Regions from separate parts of the Homo sapiens genome. Here all the other regions are linked to region 1. A link is a contact called in ENCODE Hi-C or POLR2A ChIA-PET data. All regions are on one chromosome and are shown on one strand. The core of a region is the stretch at or near the end of the contact, and the rest is flanking DNA. Distances in the headings are between cores, read along the strand shown.

What was found. Hi-C counts contacts between places; a loop is a spot of excess contacts on that map. ChIA-PET counts read pairs that join two places held with the same protein, here RNA polymerase II (POLR2A). Pooled maps may share reads with other maps.
Region 2: a pooled map shows a loop between it and region 1 (5-fold over the local background). The contact joins the promoter of UBE2L3 here to the promoter of TOP3B in region 1. A Hi-C loop is called at or near these places in 2 of 50 pooled maps. POLR2A ChIA-PET finds 5 or more read pairs at or near these places in 2 of 52 experiments (T-cell and activated CD8-positive, alpha-beta memory T cell).
Region 3: a pooled map shows a loop between it and region 1 (6-fold over the local background). The contact joins the promoter of PPIL2 here to the promoter of TOP3B in region 1. A Hi-C loop is called at or near these places in 7 of 50 pooled maps. POLR2A ChIA-PET finds 5 or more read pairs at or near these places in 6 of 52 experiments (HEK293, K562, activated B cell and 3 more).

What each region holds. Positions count from the first base shown.
Region 1 is chr22:21,980,357-21,984,656 of GRCh38, reverse strand. It overlaps TOP3B (DNA topoisomerase III beta), which reads left to right and starts at 1,870. Exons shown (of 18, transcript NM_001282112.2): 1 at 1,870-1,927. RefSeq lists enhancers at 1,691-1,985, 1,483-2,469.
Region 2 is chr22:21,565,430-21,569,729 of GRCh38, reverse strand. UBE2L3 (ubiquitin conjugating enzyme E2 L3) reads right to left here and starts at 2,016. Exons shown (of 4, transcript NM_003347.4): 1 at 1,959-2,016. The coding sequence starts at 1,985. RefSeq lists silencers at 1,563-1,702, 1,953-2,192, 2,835-3,022.
Region 3 is chr22:21,663,768-21,668,067 of GRCh38, reverse strand. It overlaps PPIL2 (peptidylprolyl isomerase like 2), which reads right to left and starts at 2,056. Exons shown (of 20, transcript NM_014337.4): 1 at 1,937-2,056. The coding sequence starts at 1,968. RefSeq lists enhancers at 1,620-1,669, 1,740-1,979, 1,214-2,124.

The DNA.
Region 1 (4,300 bases), core at 621-3,120:
GTACTTTCGAGTCACAATATTTTCAACTTAAGATGGGTTTATGTGGATGTAGTTCCATCTGAAGTTGAGGAGCATCTGTATTGTAAAGACAGTAATGGCAGGATTTGTGGGTGGTCCAGGATGCTCCCAGGCTCTGTCCCTGAGCAACCAGGAAGATGGAGTTGCCATTTTGGAGACGAAGAACCTACCAAGGTGTGGGTTTGGAATCAGGAGTTCTGCTTTGAAAGTGAAGTCTCACCGTGACTCATAATTTGTGACATTTCCAAACCTTAATTTGCCTATAGAACTTTTCTTTTTCCAGAGCCTCTATCCAGACTACTTATTATTTATCAAAATAAATTAGATAAATAAATAACTTAATTTTAGAATTCATCTTCCAGATATACTTTACACAGATCATTCCAATAAAGGCAGGTTGGGGCCCGGGACAGTGGCTCACCCCTGTAATCCCAGCACTTTGGGAGGCCGAGGCAGGAGGATCACTTGAGGCCAGGAGTTTGAGACCAATCTGGGCAACATAGTGAGACCCTCCCCCTAGACCCCATCTCTACCAAAAAAAAAAAAATTAATTGGCTGGGCTTGGTGGCTGGCACCTGTGGTCCCAGCTACTGGGGAGGCTGAGGTGAGAGCATCGCCTGACGCCAGGAGATCGAGGCTGCAGTGAGCTGTGATCTCGCTACTGCGCTCCAGCCTGGGTGACAGAGTGAAACCCTGTCTTTAAAAAAAAAAAAAAAAAAACAGCAGGTTGGGAAAATCTACAAGGAACAAGGGCAATGTGTGTATGTTATTTAAAATAAGATCATAAAACGTATTTTAAACCTTCCATAATCCTAATGCTCTAACAAATAAATTAGTTGGCCGAGCGTGAAGAGTCACACCTGTAATCCCAGCATTTTGGGAGGCCGAGGGAGGCGGACCACCTAAGGTCAGGAGTTCAAGACTAGCCTGGTTAACACGGTGAAACCCCCGTCTCTACTAAAAATATAGAAATCTTTGGGAGGCCAAGGCGGGCGGATCACGAGGTCAGGAGATCGAGACCATCCTGGCTAACACGGTGAAGCCCCGTCTCTACTAAAAAAATACAAAAAATTAGCCCGCGTGGTGGCAAGCGCCTATAGTCCCAGCTACTTGGGAGGCTGAGGCGAGATCATCGCTTGAACCCGGGAGGCGGAGGTTGCAGTGAGCCGAGATTGCGCCACTGCACTTCAGCCTGGGCAACAGAGTGAGACTCCGCCTCAAAAAAAAAAAAAAAAATATATATATATATGTATACACACACATATATATACATACACATATAAATTAGCTGGGCGTGGTGGCGCACGCCTGTAATCCCAGCTATTTAGGAGGCTGAGGCAGGCGAATTGCTTGAACCTGGGAGGCGGAGGTTTCAGTGAGCCGAGATCACACCACTGCACTCCAGCCTGGGCGACAAGAGTAAAACTCTGTCTCAAAATAAATAAATAAATAAATAAATAAATAACTTAATTTTAGAATTCATCTTCCAAATATATTTTACACAGATCATTCATTCATTCCACAGATTTTTTTACAGCATCGAAAAGAAGCCTGCTATACACACATCGGTACATTTTTATTATTTTAATTATTAACAGCATAAATGTTTTCATGCCAGTTTTCATAATCATTGTAATGATAATTGTCATGATTGTCTCTCCGTGGCGGGGAAGAATCTGGGTGCAGGGCTTGGGGATCCCTGCGGTCCGCGGCGTGCAAGTGCCACTCCCTGGGGTGCTCCCGGAATCCGCGAGCCACGGAACCTAAGAACGCCGACCCGCCGGAGCCGGAGGGCAGACGCTGGCACACCGGACGCGGGGACGCCAGAAGCGGCTGGACCCGGAAATAGGGGTTGTCGGTAGCCGCCCCGGGAACAAGGACCGGAGCTGGATCCGCGGTGCGGCTGTGGGTGAGCGGCGGGCTGCGGGACCCTCGCCCGGCGGCTCAGAAAGGCGGGAAGCGCACGCATTTTTCTGGCTTGTTTCCTGAACGTTGGCCGGCGGAGGACCCGCGAGCTCGGGAGAGCGCCCGGGCCGGGCTCTGCATTCTTGTTGCCTCTTCCCTGGCGGGGGTGATACTCTCCCGCGGGGCTTGCTGTGGGGGTTCAGGGAGGTGGAGATGGGCCCGCCATGTGCCTGCAGGGAGCAGGCGCTGTGGTTAATACTTTTCTTCTTCGAACCCTCCCACAGCTCTTTAGGGTGAGATCTGCTGTACCAGTCTCACAGGTAGGGAAACTGAGGCTCAGGGAAGCTGTGCAGCCACCGGGGCCCAGATCGGTGCGGTACACACCCAGGCAGCTTCCACTCGCCGCCCCCTAGGCCCTGGCTGGGTTTTGAGGGCACCCAGGTTCTCTGACCTGTTATCTGTAAATGAAGTAGGGTACTTTTGTGAACAAATTAGCTGGAATCCAGGGGCAATAATTTCTCGCAGAAGTGAAAGGTAAGATGTTCCTAGTCTTGCCTTTTTATCTTCTCACCTTTTGAAACAGGACCTGAGAGGCCAGCCTAACTTGGGCTTGATGGCCAGCCAGTCCTGGGATTCTTTTGCCAAGGTCACCTGACACTAGTGTGACTTGTTCTGAACCTCCATTTACTCACAGTTTTAAAAAATTACAACACCTGCCTTATGGGGTTGCTGGCGAGATTGAATAGTGTTGATAGCTATGGTGTGCCTACTACAAAGGAGGAGCTTAAGAAATGGTTGTTTCCCTCTTTTCCTGATTCTAGAAGCATTTGGTAAAGTTACTGAGGTGGTAAATCCTAGGAATTTTAATGCTATTCAGACCACTGCTAGGCCTACTCCCAGGCCACATCTGCTTGTTTCTTTTTTTGTTTGTTTTGTTGCAGGCAGAGTCTCACTCTGTCACCCAGGCTGGAGTGCAGTGGCGCGATCTCAGCTCACTGCAACCTCCGCCCCCGGGTTCAAGTGATTCTCCTGCCTCAGCCTCCTGAGTAGCTGGGATTACAGGCATGCGCCACCACGCCCAGCTAATTTTTGTATTTTTAGTAGAGACCAGGCTTCACCATGTTGGCCAGGCTGGTCTTGAACTGCTGACCTCGGGTGATCCACCTGCCTCAGCCTCGCAAAGTATTTGCTCACTGTCTATTTACCGTGAGAATGCACAAAGCAAAACCCGTGTTCTCCTGCTGCTTACTTACTTTCTAGGAGCTGTAAGACAAGAGCTGAATAAGTAGATGGAAGCTGTACCAAGTGTAGTGATGAGTGCTACAAGGAAGCAAAGCTGGGCTGCTGTTCCATCAGAGTGCTCACAGAGGCAGGACAGGATCAGGCTTGGGGCACGGGTTCTAGAACAACCAAGTCCAGCCACTGGAGCTCTGGTCTCTCTGACCCCACAGTCCCAGTCTAGGCCAATAAAATGGCAGCACCTATTAGCATCCCTGCCTAGGATGCTGGCAGGACTGCCTGGTCCCTGGTGTGTCCTCATTATGTCATACATAATTGCTGACTACTCTGTGGCATAGACATGAGAAAATCTGAGGAAACATTTTAGGACAAAATTTCCTACTTTGGAAGAGATGGGAAACTCAGACCCTCACAGAACAATGCCCCTCTGCTGCGAGTTTTCCCTTTTGGCCTCTGGCTTCCCAGGGTGAGAGAAGGGGAGTCCCTAAATCTCTTTTAAACCTCACTTCTGGGCCTCTGATTTTGGTAGAATCAAAACTTCCCCAGAACGGAGAGCAGAGGCCAGTCATAATCACCTTGGTTGTTCATTCATTCCCTCAGCAGGCATTTAGTGCATGCTGGGTGCCAGAAATATGGCAATGAACCTGACAATTGTGGGAGAGACAGACTGCTGACGCCAGATGCAGTCTTCAGGAGGGGAGGGGCAGGGGTCAGAGCAAGTAGACTAAGGGGGAAAAGTGGCCTAGGCCGAAGCCTGCTGGCGCACAGGGAGGAAAGGTGGGTGCGCAGCAGAGCCTTGGGAGATGCAGCTGGAGCTGTCATGGGCCAGAGAGCTCATCTGCAGACAGTGTCGTCATTCCACAAGGCCTCGGCTCTTTCACTGTGGGATGGTTGTACATTTAAGGGGAACATCCACTTACTTATTTTGAGGAAAAAAGCAAATTGTCATTTTATTTGGGACAGCTTTCTGGTCAAGATTACTGATTTCACTGTAGTCCTGTGATCTCTTAAGTGGGGAACAAGGTTGACAGCCCAAGGCCGACCTTGGACCTCTTCCCCTGCACAGCATGATGAGCAGCAGAAGCCCCTTTAGTGAGGGAGTTCCTTTGGCATCCTTTCTGAACAATGCCCTTTACAA
Region 2 (4,300 bases), core at 767-3,266, 420 kb after region 1:
GTAGCTACTGTGATTAGGTGCAAGAACTGTGGGAAACCAAAGGGCAGGAGGTGAGGCTCAAGGGATTGCTTTCAGCCAGTCTCAGAAAGGTCCTGCATGCCAAGTAAGAGGTTAGGATTAACTGCTGAGGACAATAACACCATAGAGGTTTTTAACAGGAGTGAAAGAATTGAGTTATCTGCTTTAAAAGAACTCTGGTGTCCGTCAGGGGTAGTCTGGGGAGGAGAGCACTTGGGAGGGCACCTGAGAGATGAGGATATAGATTCAGAGTAATTTCAGTAACATTAGAAAGCAAGGCATGCACTCCAGAAATCTTTTTTTTTTTTTTTTTTTTGACATGGAGTCTCACTCTGTCGCCCTGGCTGGAGTGCAGTGGTGCAAACTTGGCTCACTGCAACCTCCACCTGCCGGGTTCAAGCGACTCTTCCACCTCAGCCTCCCGGGTAGCTGAGATTACAGGCAAATGCAACCACGCCCAGCTAATTTTTATATTTTTAGTAGAGACAGGGTTTCACCATGTTGGCCAGGCTGGTCTTGAACTCCTGACCTCAAGTGATCCGCCCGCCTCGGCCTCCCAGGAGTGCTGGGATTACAGGCGTGAGCCATCGCGCCCGGCCTGCACTCCAGAAATCTTTCTAAATTTAAATCCACAAGGGTTAATGGACGACTGCACCTGGGAGTAGGGTAGGAAAGAAAGCCATTAACCGACCCCTTATCTGGTGAATGGTGGTGTCACTAGCTTAAGAGATGAGGAGAGGTCTGAAGTCCTCTGACTGTTCTTTTGTGCCCACTTCCACTCCAGTTTTATAAAGTTAATGTCCTCTCTAGCCCTTAGGGAACAAAAGAAAGGAAACGTTCCCAGGGACGGAGGGAATGCTCAGAGACTGTGGCTCCAAGTTCAATGTCTAGCTCTACCAAGCACTGCTCCGCCTAGAACGAACCCCAGCTCTTTATCTCCCCTCAGGAAACTGGCTCCTGGGCCTTTTTTTAATTTCCGGCCCGTTGCAGGCCGGCAGCACTACCCAGCCGCCGACTCACAGATGCTGGCGGGGTGGGCTACAGAGGACCTTGGCAAATCCACTGGCAAAAGTACTAAGCCAATTTAGCATGTGTTCCTCACCAAAAGGTGCCAATTAGCGAGAAAGCACCCTGCTGCATTCAAGATCCAAAGTACCAAATTATTATTATAAACTTTGGCCCGTTTTGATTCGAACGACTGAAATCAACCGTTATCCCCCCAAAAATGGCACTTTATCAGGGAGGGGAGATCGGGATGACTGAGTGGAGGAGAGGGAAGCAGAACCGCGCCGCGATCGGGGCCGACCTCAGGCCTTCCTGGAGTTGGAACTTACCCGCTGTGTGACTCTGCAGTCACAAGGCGACAGTTTGCTAGGACCCAGCGCAATTCCAAACGACCCACCAACAAACTGACCTAACTTTGGCCGCCTGGCCTCCTTCTCTCTTTCCTAGCCCGAACCTCCCAGACTCCCGAGCTGCGGCCGGGCCAAGCGGAGCTGCAAGCCCGGCGCGCTGCGGCCCAGGGCGGGGCGGTTCCGCGGCGCGGGCTCCGGGCAGGGGCTCCGGCGCTCGGGCCTTCCCCGAAGGCGCCCGGTTTGGAGCCTCCCAACCGGGCTCTCACATTAACGACGCCCTCAGATCGGACCGCGGCCTCCGCGACAGGGGGACGCGGCCAAGCTCCGGGCGGAGAGTGGCGTGAACGCCCCGGGCCGGGCTGAGGGGCCGACAGCGGCTCCCAGCGCGGCCTTGCGCTCCCGCCCAGGCTGCGGCCTAGGCCAGCCCCGTTAGCACCTTGAGCCTGCGCGCGGCCCAGGGAACCGACGAGGCCGTGTAGGGCAGGAAGCCAGACGGCAGCGCCCTGAGAAGCCGCCGCCTGCCTCGGGGATCCGGAGCCTAGGACGCCGCCCCACGCCCGGCCGCTGCCAGAGAATGGCTTTTACCTTCATCAGCCTCCTGCTGGCCGCCATCTTGGATTTGGTGCTGCTCCTTCCCCAGAATGCATCGCGGCCGGCCGGGCGGCTGGAGCCCCCGCACTTCCTGGAGCGGGGGAGGGGCCGCGGGGCGGGGCACAGGAGCAGAGCGGAGCACCTACTGTGTGCTTCCCACTGTGCTGGGGGGCGCGTGGAGGAACGCAAGTGAACCGCACAGACTGGGCCTCAGCGTTTACGGATCGTCCAATCAGATGGCAGTTACAACCAGTGCCTGGCACATAGTAGGAGCATAATAAATACTGATTGCATAAAATAGTTGACCAGGCGCGGGGGCTCACGCCTGTAATCCCAGCACTTTGGGAGACCGAGGCGGGTGGATCACGCGGTCACGAGTTCGAGACCAGCCTGGCCAACGTGGTGAAACTCGGTCTCTACTAAAAATACAAAAAATTAGCCAGGCGTGGTGGCGGGCGCCTGTAATCTCTGCTACTCAGGAGGCTGAGGCAGGAGAATCGCTTGAACCCGGGAGGCAGAGGTTGCAGTGAGCCGAGATCTTGCCACTACACTCCAGCCTGGGTGACAGAGGAAGACTCCGTCTTGGGGGAAAAAAAAAAAGTTGAATAACCAAGGTTACTTCACACTGCCAAGCTCTGTGAAGAAAACTGGGTGATAGGAAAGTGACTGTGGGGACATACTTTGAGAGGTCAAGGAAGCCAAATTGAGGAAATGGCCCTACTAAGTGCCAGACCTCTCTCTAGTGCTTTATTTTCTTTAACCCTTGAAACCATCCTCTGGGATACGTTAGCATTAACATCCTCATTTCACAATAAACAGAAGCACAGAAGAAGCCAGTGACTTGCCCAAGGTCACACGGCCAGCTAGGAGCAGAGCCAGGCTCCTGTCACAGGTGGGCTGCTGGCTCCAAAGCCAATGCTGGGACCTGGAAAATGGGAAGGAACAGCTGGGAGGACTGGAGGAGAATGTTTCAAGCAGAGGAAGCAGCACTGGCGAAGACCATGAGGCTGTCTCAGTGTCCAGAATGGAGTAAAAGGATTATAGGGTGGGAGGGAGGCAGGGGACAGACCATGGAGGGTCTTGTAGAAAGGGGAGGAGTTGGTTTCTATTCCATGTGCTGTGAGAGGTCTTTGATAGATATGAGTATTGACTCCATGGTCAGATGATTTTTTTTTTTTTTGAGACAGAGTCTTGATCTGTCACCCAGGCTGGAGTACAGTGGCACGATAACAGCTCACTGCCGCCTCGACCTCCTAGGCTCAAGGGATCCTCCTGCTTCGCCTCCCAATTAACTGGGACTACAGGCACGTTCCACCACACCCTCCTAAGTTTTTTTTTATTTTTTGTAGAAATGAAGTCTCACTGTCTTGCCCAGGCTGGTCTCAAACTCCTGAGCTCAAGCAGTCCTCCCGCCGCAACCTCCCAAAGTGGTGGGATTACAGGCATGAGCCACCACACCTGGGCTGAGACGCATGTTTTAAAGAGTACTTTGGGGCTTGGCACAGTGGCTGATGCCTGTAATCCCAGCACTTTGGGAGGCTGAGGGGGGTGGATCACTTGAGGTCAGGAGTTTGAGACCACCCTGACCAACATGGTGAAACTCCGTCTCTACTAAAAATACAAAAATTAGCCAGGTGTGGTGGTGGGCGAACGTAATCCCAGCTACTCTGGATGCTGAGGCAGGAGAATCGCTTGAACCTGGGAGGCAGAGGTTGCAGTGAGCCAAGTCCGCGCCACTGCACTCCAGCCTGGGCGACAGAGTGAGACTCCATCTTAAAAAAAAAAAAAAAAAAAGGAGTACTCTGATTGGAAAATGGGGAATGGAGGTGGGTAAGAGGATAAGAAGGGGAGCAGGGGCCACTTGGAAACCGGTTGCAATCATTCAGGCAAAGAGGTGACAGTGGTTTGGACCTCAGGTAGCAATGCAGAGAGAAGAACATAGCTTCAGAATATACTCAGACCTTCTTAAGGAGTTTTTCTCTTTTTTTTTTTTTTTTTTTTTTTTTTTTTTGAGACACAGTTTCACTCTGTCACCCAGGGTGGAGTGCAAAATGGCATGATCTCAGCTCACTGTAACCTCTGCCTCCCGGGTTCAAGTGATTCTCCTGCCTCAGCCTCCTGAGTAGCATAGATTACAGGCACCTGCCACCATGCCCAGCTAATTTTTGTATTTTTAGTAGAGACAGGGTTTTAGCATTTTTGGCCAGGATGGTCTTGAACTCCTGACCTCAAGTGATCCACCCACCTTGGCCTCCCAAAGTGCTGGGATTATAGGTGTGAGTCACTGGGCCTGGACATTTTTCTCCATTTCTAAGAACAGTGGGTTTCTCCTGAAA
Region 3 (4,300 bases), core at 807-3,306, 320 kb after region 1:
CGGTGGCTCACGCCTGTAATCCCAGCACTTTGGGAGGCAGAGGTAGGTCGATCACTCGACGTCAGGAGTTCGAGACCGGCCTGACCAACATAGTGAAAACCTGTCTCTACTAAAAATACAAAAATTAGCATGGGCATGGTGGCAGGCACCTATAATCCCAGCTACTGGGGAGGCTGAGGTGGGAGAATTGCTTGAATGTGGGAAGTAGAGGTTGCAGTGAGCCAAGACGGCACCATTGCACTCCAGCCTGGGCGACAGAGCAAGACTCCATCTCAAAAAAAAAAAAAAAAAAAAAAAAAAAATTTGAGATGTCTTTCAGTCCTCCAGTGGAGATATTAAGTAAGCCACTAACTACACAAGACTGGGGAAAGCAGCTTATAGATGACTGGGAAATTATATCACCCACAGAGAATGTTTATGGAAAAGAAACGTATGAGATCTGAGAGAAGGGAGGAGGGTCCAGAAAGGAGACTGGGAAAAGAAAGACCGCTGAAGTCGATGGAAAACAAAGAGCATGTGAAATCCCAGATACCAAAGAAGGGCTTCAGAAGGAGGGAGTGGTCAACAGTGGGACATACTGTTGAGAAGCCCAACAAAATGAGGACTGAGGCTGCCCAGACGCGGTGGCTCACGCCTGTAATCCCAGGACTTTGGGAGGCCGAGGCAGGTGGATCACCTGAGGTCAGGAGTTCGAGACCAGCCTGACCAACATGGAGAAACCCCTTCTCTACTAAAAATACAAAATTAGCTGGGCATGGTGGCGTATGCCTGTAATCCCAGCTACTCGGGAGGCTGAGGCAGGAAAATCTCTTGAAGCCGGGAAGCGGAGGTTGCGGTGAGCCAAGATCTCACCATTGCACTCTAGCTTGGGCAACAAGAGCGAAACTGCGTCTCAAAAAAAAAAAAAAAAAAAAATGAGGACTGAGGATTGAATACTATATTTAGCAACAAGAAGTCGCTGGGAACCTGAAAAGAGAGGCCGCTGAAGTCGAGAGAAAACAAAGAGCAGGTGAAATCCCAGATACCAAAGGAGGGCTTCAGAAAGAGGGAGTGGTCAACGGTGTGACATACTGTTGAGAAGCCCAACAGTTCTGGGGTCGAAATTCTGACTTGAGTGGTTTCAAGAGACTCAGAAAACAGCATGAAGCCACTAGTCTCTCACTTGTTCTTAAGAGAAACAACACGGCGGCAGCGGGAGGGGAACGTGGGACGTGGGGCACGGGGCACGGGTGGATTTTTAAATTTTATTTATTATTTTTGAGACAGCGTCTCGCTCTGTCGCCCAGGCTGGAGTGCAGTGACACGATCTCGGCTCACCGCAACCTCCGCCTCCCGGGTTCAAGCGATTCCCCTGCCTCAGCCTCCCAAATAGCTAGGATTACAGGCGCCCGTCACCACGCCCCGCTAATTTTTGTATTTTTAGTAGAGACGGGGTTTCACCGTATTAGCCAGGCTGGTCTTGAACTCCTGACCTCAGGTGATCCGCCCGCCTCGGCCTCCCAAAGTGCTGTGATTACAGGTGAGCCACTGCGCCCGACCTGGTTTGCTTTAAATTAGAAGGCTCTGCAGCACGTTTGCAGGCTGATAGGCATGAACCAGAACACAGCGAGACGTGAAGTACGGAAGAGGTAGAGACTACTCATTCAAGGGCGAAACTCGCGAACAGACGGGGGACGGTCCGGGCAGAACCAGAGTAAGGAAAACCGGGCTGCGCTCGAGCCCGCAGCTGACGTCATCGGAGCCGCGGCCCCGGGAGAGCGCGGCGGCCCGAGGGTCATTACCCTGACTGGAGACAGGGCGGCAGCTTCCGGGAGGAAGTGACCTTTGGGCTGTGCTCTGGGGAGTAGCTGAGAGGGAAGGCGAGCGGCGCGCAGTGCGGGACAGGCGGTTCACTGAGGCAGAGTGGAGCGCCGCTCCCGACTGCGGCTCAACTTACATTTTGTCCTTTTGGTGCTGTCGCTTCCCCATGGCGGAGCGGCGGCGGCGACTAGCGAGCACGAAAAAACAACGGCTGACAACTCAGACCATGGAGCCGCAGCCGAGTTCCGTGACCACTTCCGGGTTCCGCGGCGCGCCCCGGAAACGGGCGCCTGGCGTGCTGGGAATTGTGGTTCGCTAGCGCCAGGTGCTCATGCTCGGAAGGATCGCCTGCCCAGTATGGGGTCCTAGCTAGGTGTGCCATCTCCCGCAGGCGTCTTTTCGGGGCCGAGCTCCCTCAGCCTCGAAGCCCCATCTTCTTGAGGGGTCTGTCTGGACCGCCTTGTCTACCCCCCTAGCCACGGCTCAGGGCCATTCCCATACTGGGTTCTCAGGTCTTATTTATTTATTTTCGAGACAGGGTCTCGCTCTGTCGCCCAGGTTGGAGTGCAGTGGCACAATCACAGCTCACTACTGCCTCGACCTCCCAGGCTCAAGCGATTCTCCCACCTCAGCCTCCCGAGTAGCTACGGGCACGCACCACCACACCCGGCTAATTTGTTAATTTTTTGTAGAGACAGGCTCTTACAATGTTGCCCAGGCTGGTCTGGAGCTCTTGAGCTCAAGCAGTCCTCCCGCCTTGGCCTCCCAAAGTGCTGGGATTACAGGCCTGAGGCTTCGCGCCCGGCCAGCGCTCAGGTCTTTTTCAACGTCCTCCTAGAGCTTCAAGTCTCATGAGCCTCCACCCCATCCCTTCCCGCCTCCGTGGCAGATGCCTTCAAAGCCATGTACCACTCTCGTTCTACTCGCTCACTTCTCATTCTCTCTGCATATTCGGTCCCCACCGCCTCCAGGCCCCTCGGAGGCCCAGCAGCAGGTGGCCATCAAGCCTAGAGGTCCAAAGCCCTACCTGATCCCTTCCGTCTCTTCTGCCAGACCCTTCCCTTGGGTCAGATCAGTACCTTGGGCCCCTAGCTACACTCAGGCCCAGGGTAATCTTGCCTAGGCTCCTAATTTTAAATGCCATTTGTATCCCATGACTCCCAGTACTAAGTCACCAGCACTCCAGGTTCCTGATCTCCACTTGGGTAACCACTGATCTGAAATGTAACATGTCTGGATGGGCGTGGTGGCTCACGCCTGTAATCCCAGCACTTTGTGTGTGTGTGTGTGTGTGTGTGTGTGTGTGTGTTTAGTAGAGACGGGGTTTCACCATGTTAGCCAGGATGGTCTCGATCTCCTGACCTCCTGATTCGCCTGCCTTGGCCTTCCAAAGTTCCGGGATTACAGGCGTGAGCCACCACGCCCGGCCAATCCCAGCACTTTGAGAGGCTGAGGCAGGCGGATCACTTGAGGTCAGGAGTTCAAGACTAACCTGGCCAACATGGCAAAACCCCATCTCTACTAAAAATACAAAAAATTAGCCTGGTGTGGTGGCACACACCTGTAATTCCAGCTACTTGGGAGGCCGAGACAGTAGCTTGAACTGGGGAGGCAGAGGTTGCCGTGAGCCAAGATTAGGCCACTGCATCCCAGCCTGGGTGACAGAGTGACTCTGCCTAAAAAAATTAAATTAACATGTCTGGTCAAAGTAGAATTTTCTTTTTTTTTTTCTTTTTTTTTTTGACATGGAGTTTTGCTCTTGTTGCCCAGGCTGGAGTGCAATGGTGTGATCTTGGCTCACTGCAACCTCCGCCTCCCAGGTTCAAGCGATTCTCCTGCCTCAGTCTCCCAGGTAGCTGGGATTATTACAGGCATGCGCCACCACGCCTGGCTAATTTTGTATTTTTAGTAGAGAAGGGGTTTCTCCATGTTGGTCAGGCTGGTCTCGAACTCCCGACCTCAGGTGATCCTCCCGCCTCAGCCCTCCCAAAGTCCTGGGATTACATGCATGAGTCACCGCACCCGGCCATAAAGCAGAATTTTCAATCCTCCCTCTTCTCCCAGTCCCCACTCTGCTGAGCAGTACCACCATCCACCCAGTCACCGAAAGCCAGCTATCTTTGCCTTATTTCATGGCTGGCTTCTTATTCTCTAGGTTTTAACATAAGTGTCACCTCCCCAGAGAGACCTTCCCTAACCACCCACTTCCATGCATCTCCCATAAAGTCTGTCACAATTCCTCACAATTTGTAATCCTGTGTAATTCAGTCTGTGTCCCGGTTTACTGAGCACCCTCCCTGACACAACCACTGCCTCCATGACACACATACAGTGGATGGGATGTAGCTCCTTAAGGGCTGGAATCTTAGGCCCAGCATGGTGGCAGCACCTGTGATTCCAGCTACTTGGGAGGCTGTAGTGGAAGGATCACTTGAGGCCCAGGAGTTTGAGGCTGCAGTAAACTATGATCAAGCCACTGCACTCTAGCCTGGGCAACAGA